Linked DNA regions of Homo sapiens: region 2 is linked to region 1. The links are chromatin contacts, found by Hi-C or POLR2A ChIA-PET in ENCODE. All regions are on one chromosome and are shown on one strand. Each heading gives the region's core, a stretch centred on a gene start or an enhancer-like site at or near the end of the contact. The rest is flanking DNA. Distances are from core to core; before and after follow the strand shown. Region 1 has its middle 4.5 kb from the start of MIR29C. Region 2 has its middle 26 kb from the start of MIR29B2CHG.

Region 1 (3,013 bases), core at 152-2,651:
AGTCTTTTGCTTCAGTGGCCATGTTGTCTTCTGGCACAGTCACATCTCCCCCTGCCTCCCTCTTAGAAGGACCCTTGTGGTTACATTTAGGGCCCCCACCTGGATAATCCAGGATAATCTCCCTATTTCAATTTTCTTAATCTCATCTGTAAAGACCCTTTTGCCATATAAAGTAACATTCACAGGTTCCAGGTATTAGGACTTGGATATCTTTAGAGGCCATCATACAGCCCACCACAAACAGCTCCTTAGGCACTCATTAGAAATGCAGAACCTCAGGCCCCAACCGATACCTTTTGAATCTTCTGATTCTAATTTAAGAAGATCACCATGTAACTCACTAGCACACTAAGACTTGAGAAGCACGATGCTATGGGAACCTAACCAAAGAATTCTCAAGTCCCAACTTAAATACAAATTTACAGAGTATTTTTCCTAGGAACGCTTTCAGGTGGAGGAGATTAATCAGACGATAGATAATTTTCCTGAACACCATTCTGAAGTGCTTCTCTAAGCATTTGTTCCTGAATTCTCTCTCAATGAAGCCACAAGCCCCAAACACCAGGATTACTGTTTACAGGGGTTCCTGTTTACAGTAGTTTAGCACAGGGTTTGCCACACTGCAGCATATTATTATAGTTTAGTTTTGTAAAAAGCTACATGAGAGAGGTAAATCTTATAAATGGAGGTGGAGTCTCCTAACACCAGTTTTACCACCTCTGTACAGGTTTCCCTGGGCTATGTACTATCGAATCAGGAATCAGGAAGGGCGGCTTTTTCAAATGTTATCTATACTTTTGGCAATTTGTTCAAACGTTCTGCTGGTATGTGAGAGGGAAGGAAAAATTGTTTATTGACCACAGATCCACAATATTATACTTCTCCTATACTTAAGCAATAAGGGACAGCATTTAAAACTCTTTTAAAAATGTTAATCTTGGCTGGGCACAGTGGCTCATGCCTGGATCCCCAGTAATTTGGAACACTGAGGCAGGCAGATTGCTTGAGGCCAGGAGTTCGAGACTAGCTTGGGCAACATGCGAGAGCCCGTCTCTACAAAAAAAAAAAAAAAATACAAAAATTATCCAGGCATGGTGGTGCACACCTGTAGTCCCAGCTGTTGGGGAAAGCTAAGTTGGGAGGATCCCTTGAACCCAGGAGGTTGAGGCTGCAGTAAGCTGTGATTGAGCCACTGAGCTCCAGCCTGGGTGACAGAGCGAGATCCTGTGTCAAAAAATAATTTTGATTTCACGGAAGGAGAAGAGGACTAGTCTTATACCATATCCCAAATGAAATTGAAAATGTCTTCTGGGAATCACAGCAATGACTCAAACTTCTGAATAGTGACTAGGTTTGAGCTGGTAAGGAAGGGATTGTCAAATGCCGTGACAGTCCACAGGAGGGCAGCAGTGCTCCGATTTACAAAGGATTAGTCATACTAGTGTAACCTTTTCTGAGTGAGCCTAGAAATTCTGATGAAAACAGTGTAGTCCAGGAAAAAAAAAAAAAAAATCTGTATGTACAATCACTCAATTTTGAATCATTTCTGGAAGTTATTAGACTCCATGTTAAATCCTACTTAAGTACAAGTATGCAAAATTTAAAAATATGCAGAAAAGCTCATTCTTGGTTAAAATGTTAGCTGAAAGACATTACTAAGTTTTAGAATACCATAGAGTTGACTATTTCCCACAAACCCTAAAATCTACTTGAACACCACAAATTCATATTCCTTCTAATCCCAAGTCCCTTCAGCATTCTTACAGATTTATTGTTAGTTACCTTACAAAGTAACTAACTGTCCCCATGTATTTTATCCCAATTTAAAAAATACATTACAGTCTCAAGGTCACATAAGATTTTCCAAAATGCTCTATTCATAGTCAATATAATTTTCAGGCCGGGTGCGGTGGCTCATGCCTGTAATCCCAGCACTTTGGGAGGCCAAGGTGGGCGGATCACCTGAGGTTGGGAGTTCGAGACCAGCCTGACCAACATGGAGAAACCCCGTCTCTACTAAAAATACAAAATTAGCCAGACGCGGTGGTGCATGCCTGTAATCCCAGCTACTCAGGAGGCTGAGTCAGGAGAATCGCTTGAACCCAGAAGGTGGAAGCTGTGGTGAGCCGAGATAGTGCCATTGCACTCCAGCCTGGGCAACAAGATCGAAACTCCATCTCAAAATATGTGTGTGTGTGTGTGTGTGTGTGTGTGTGTGTGTGTATATATATATATATATATATACACACACACACATATATATATAATTTTCACCTAGTGTTTTATTAAACAGAATGCTTCTGTATTTTTATGTTTATTTGAGACAATGCTTCTGTATTTCTAAACAACAGCTAGCCTTGTTCAGTTAGCCAAACAACAAAACCTTAATTCAAGTCTTCAATGAAATTTTCTGATTTAATAGGCTGAATTAAGAAAGCCATAATTTTCTTCTATAAATATAAGCCTTTAACTTCTATCTTTACAAGTTTATATAGAAAAATTTACTGTGGGGCTTGAGATTTACTAATGCATGGGTTTTCAACCTTAGCTGCACTTTGGAATCATTTAGGACGCTTGGAAATCCCTACACCCAAACCACATCCCAGATCAATTACACTAGAAATCTCTAGGGGTGGGACCCAGGTGTCTGTAAATATCCCCCGGTGATTGCAATGTGCAGCCATGGTTGAGAAACACTGAAGCCTGCTCTGAGAAATTTAGCAATCCGACTTAATTCAAATCTGCAGAGAGAGCAACAATGATTTTTGCAGAAACAACCAAATCCTACTAGTTACATAAATTTTATACTTTGTTAGGACTTGGGTTTTTATTTAGCTCTACATATGCGATCATAGGATGCAGAAGATATATCTTCTACTGGACACGTATATATAGATGCTTAAATGTGGCTATCCCAAGGTTAGGTAATAATAAAGACTATAAGAGCTGGGCAGAAATCAGGCACAGTTTCATGAAGGGTAATATCTGAGCTGGGCCTTGGAAGATGCATAGG
Region 2 (3,013 bases), core at 145-2,644, 51 kb before region 1:
TCAGGAAGTTGTTTCCAAGCCATCGCTAAAGCTCCTGTGGTCCAGTTTCCCATAGAATCCCCCTGTAAGCACACACGTATCCCAGGTCATGCGGGTGGCTTTGTGCAGCTGTGTCTCTGGTGCACCTAAATAAGCCTATGATTTAGGTGTTGGTACCTTTAAGATGAACTTTAAGGGCAACCAGGAAGCCATTCCAAGGAGGCTTCATGTGGGAATGATCAGAGTCTAGCCTGGAGCTGTTTTCCTTCTCTTTCTCTCTGTAGCTAAAGTTTGTTCTGCCTTGCAGAACTGAGTTCTGCTTGCTAAAGTTCTCTTAAACTCAGGAAACACATACTCATTGCCGTGGAGAACATGATGTTATTTCCCAGGTGAAAGACTCAACCTGTGGCCAGATGCCTGAACAGCCTGGTGCATCTCTCATCTGCCAGCACCGTTCTTCTGCAGTTGGCAGGGCTGCTTTAAGGCCAGAACAGGGAAATGAGAAGTCTCCCAAAGTGAGGACCTTTGCTTGCTCTAGATAGTGAAGGGAGGGTCACTGTGTGTGAATTCTAGAATGTGCTGACTTTTAAAAATTCACGACAAGTTTCAAGGTTCTCTCCATGTGACCCCACTACCTGGACTCTCTAATCGTCATGTCAGAGGGTGAAGGTGTGAGTGACACTTTATGATTTGGGGAAAGAAGAGGTGGTGGGAGTGGTGAGAGAGGAGATTGGCAGGGAGAGGGATAGATATTCTCATTGGGTGCATTTGACATCCTTGCCTCCAGTTTGCGTCTCAGTGTTGTTCCCCTGGCCACAAAACTTATTCAAAGTCCCTGTTTTTGAGGAGGCAAATACATACATATATATATATATATATATATATTTTTTTTTTTTTTTTGATAAGCCCAAACCAGACAGTTTAGGAAGGTCATTCTACTTAGGAGGAGAGTAAATAACATTTTACAAATGACTTTGGAGTTGCCTGGGTTTTTTTCTTTTTAAAAGTCTCCCTTTGCTAGTGGAAGTCACTGGGGAATGGATGATATGGCAAGTGCTTGCTGTTCTTGGAGTTCGGGTTCACTACTCCCCTTCTCATGCAAGGGACTGAGATGGTACTGGTGGGCTCAGGAGCCAGGTTCTAGATTACTGCTGTCTTAGCTGGCAACTAGGGCAGTCGAAACCAAAAGCCTCAGAAGTCCTGTTCAATGAGGGTAAATATTTGAATGGATTGAACAGATGAGTGTGTGTATATTTAGAAACTCACACCCAGTAGAGAAAGAACCTCTGGGTAAGCCCGGCTTGCTCATCCCTGCTGCAGGTCAGAGCACACCCAAGGTTACATCCTCTTATTCCATGATCGGCTGAAGTCACTTCCTTATGTACCCAAGGCTGCCCACGCCCAGCCACTGTTTCCTGAGCCGGGTCAGGAAGTGCAGATCACTCCTCTCATAACCTCCTGGTAGCTTATAGTCATCATCCAGCAGCATTCTGGATTCTTTTGCCTGTGTCTGAGTCTCCACACTTCAGCTGCCATCTTGCCCCCAGATCCTGAGCTTGTCTTTGAGTCCGTAGCTTCAGCTTGGACTTCCTGGCTTCCAGGCCCAGAGTTACTTCAGGGCTCTGGCAGCCACTGGAAATTTAAGCCTTGAATTTTGCTGATTGGGAATTGTCTCGTCTCCTCCATCTTCTTGGTTTTCACTCCCTTCACCCCTGGCCCAACCACTTCTGTCTCATTAAAAATCTTGTTTCTTATAAAAGTTACTTTATATTTCAGCATGCATTTATAAAACCCGAAGACATTTTCAGACGGGGTCTCACAGAACATAAAGCTTGACAAATGAATTTGGAGTTTTGAAAACATGTTTATTTTTTATGGTATTGAAGCTTTGTAGAGTAACATTTCTGCCATTTATTAAAATGCAATAGGAAAATGCTCAGAAATATGTGTGTCCTTCAGATTTTGTGAGCAGAGAGTGTAGACACTAAAATTCATTGGTGTTGGGGAAACAACCCATTGGATAAAAGTCCATTTTCTCCTAGATTTTTTCTTGTTAGCGTTTTTTTTTTATTAGTCGTATTAATTTTTTTTTTTAAGAGACAGGGTCTTGCCCTGCTGCCCAGCCTGGAGTGCTATGATGCCGTTATGGAGTGCCACTGCAGCCTCCGACTCCTGGGCTCAAGTGATCCTCTTTCTTCAGCCTCCTGAGTAGCTGGGACTACAGGCACACGCCATTGCACCTGGGTAGTTTTTTTTTTTTTTTTTAAATAGAGACGGGATCTCTCTATATTGCCCAGGCTGGTCTTGAACTCCTGGCCTCAAGCAATCCTCCCACCCCGACCTCCCAGAGCACTGGGATTACAGGTGAGAGCCACTGCACCTGGCCCTTTTTTAAAAAATTAATATTGTTATTGACGTATAACATGCATGCACAAAAGTGAATGAATCATAAGTGTTCGGCACAAAGCGTACATATCCTGTCACCAGTGCCCAGATCAGGAAAAGAAACAGAACACTACCAAACCAAACCCCGCAGAAAATACTTTGCATTTTTTTCTAGTTACAAACCACCCTTCCAAGGGTAACCACTATTTTGAATGCTACAATCACAGATTGGTTTCACCTGCTCTTCAACTTCATATAAATGAAATCACACAGTATGTTCTCTTTTGGAGTCTGGTTTCTTTCACTCATCATTTTGCTTGTGGCATTCATCCATGTTCTGTGCCATTGTAGTTTTCCATTCTCATGACTGTGTAGTATTCCATATTAATAGACCACAGTTTATTATTTGTATACCATTGATGGATATTTGGGCTGTGTGCAGATTTTGGCTATTACAAACAGTGCTACTGTAAATATGAATGTCTTGGTGAATGGATATATACACATATACATACCTGAATGTATGTATACATACATATACATACCTGAATGTATGTATACATACATATACATACCTGAATGTATGTATACATACATATACATACCTGAATGTATGTATACATACATATACATACCTGAATGTATGTAT

What was found. A loop is a pair of places that touch in the nucleus more often than their neighbours do. ChIA-PET counts read pairs that join two places held with the same protein, here RNA polymerase II (POLR2A). Pooled maps may share reads with other maps.
Region 2: a loop to region 1 is called in a pooled map, with 3 times the contacts of the local background. The contact joins two enhancer-like sites. A Hi-C loop is called at or near these places in 1 of 168 maps with a recorded cell type or tissue (endothelial cell of hepatic sinusoid) and 4 of 50 pooled maps. POLR2A ChIA-PET finds 5 or more read pairs at or near these places in 11 of 52 experiments (AG04450, BJ, CD4-positive, alpha-beta T cell and 8 more).

The regions. Positions count from the first base shown.
Region 1 is chr1:207,795,904-207,798,916 of GRCh38, reverse strand. No RefSeq gene overlaps it. Among named protein-coding and RNA genes, the nearest start is that of MIR29C, 4.5 kb to the left of the region's middle. RefSeq lists enhancers at 1-82, 193-292. Within about 2 kb of position 1,401, at least 7 of the 41 ENCODE cell types and tissues checked have a DNase peak (open chromatin) inside an H3K27ac peak, as active enhancers do.
Region 2 is chr1:207,846,757-207,849,769 of GRCh38, reverse strand. No RefSeq gene overlaps it. Among named protein-coding and RNA genes, the nearest start is that of MIR29B2CHG, 26 kb to the right of the region's middle. Within about 2 kb of position 1,394, at least 26 of the 41 ENCODE cell types and tissues checked have a DNase peak (open chromatin) inside an H3K27ac peak, as active enhancers do.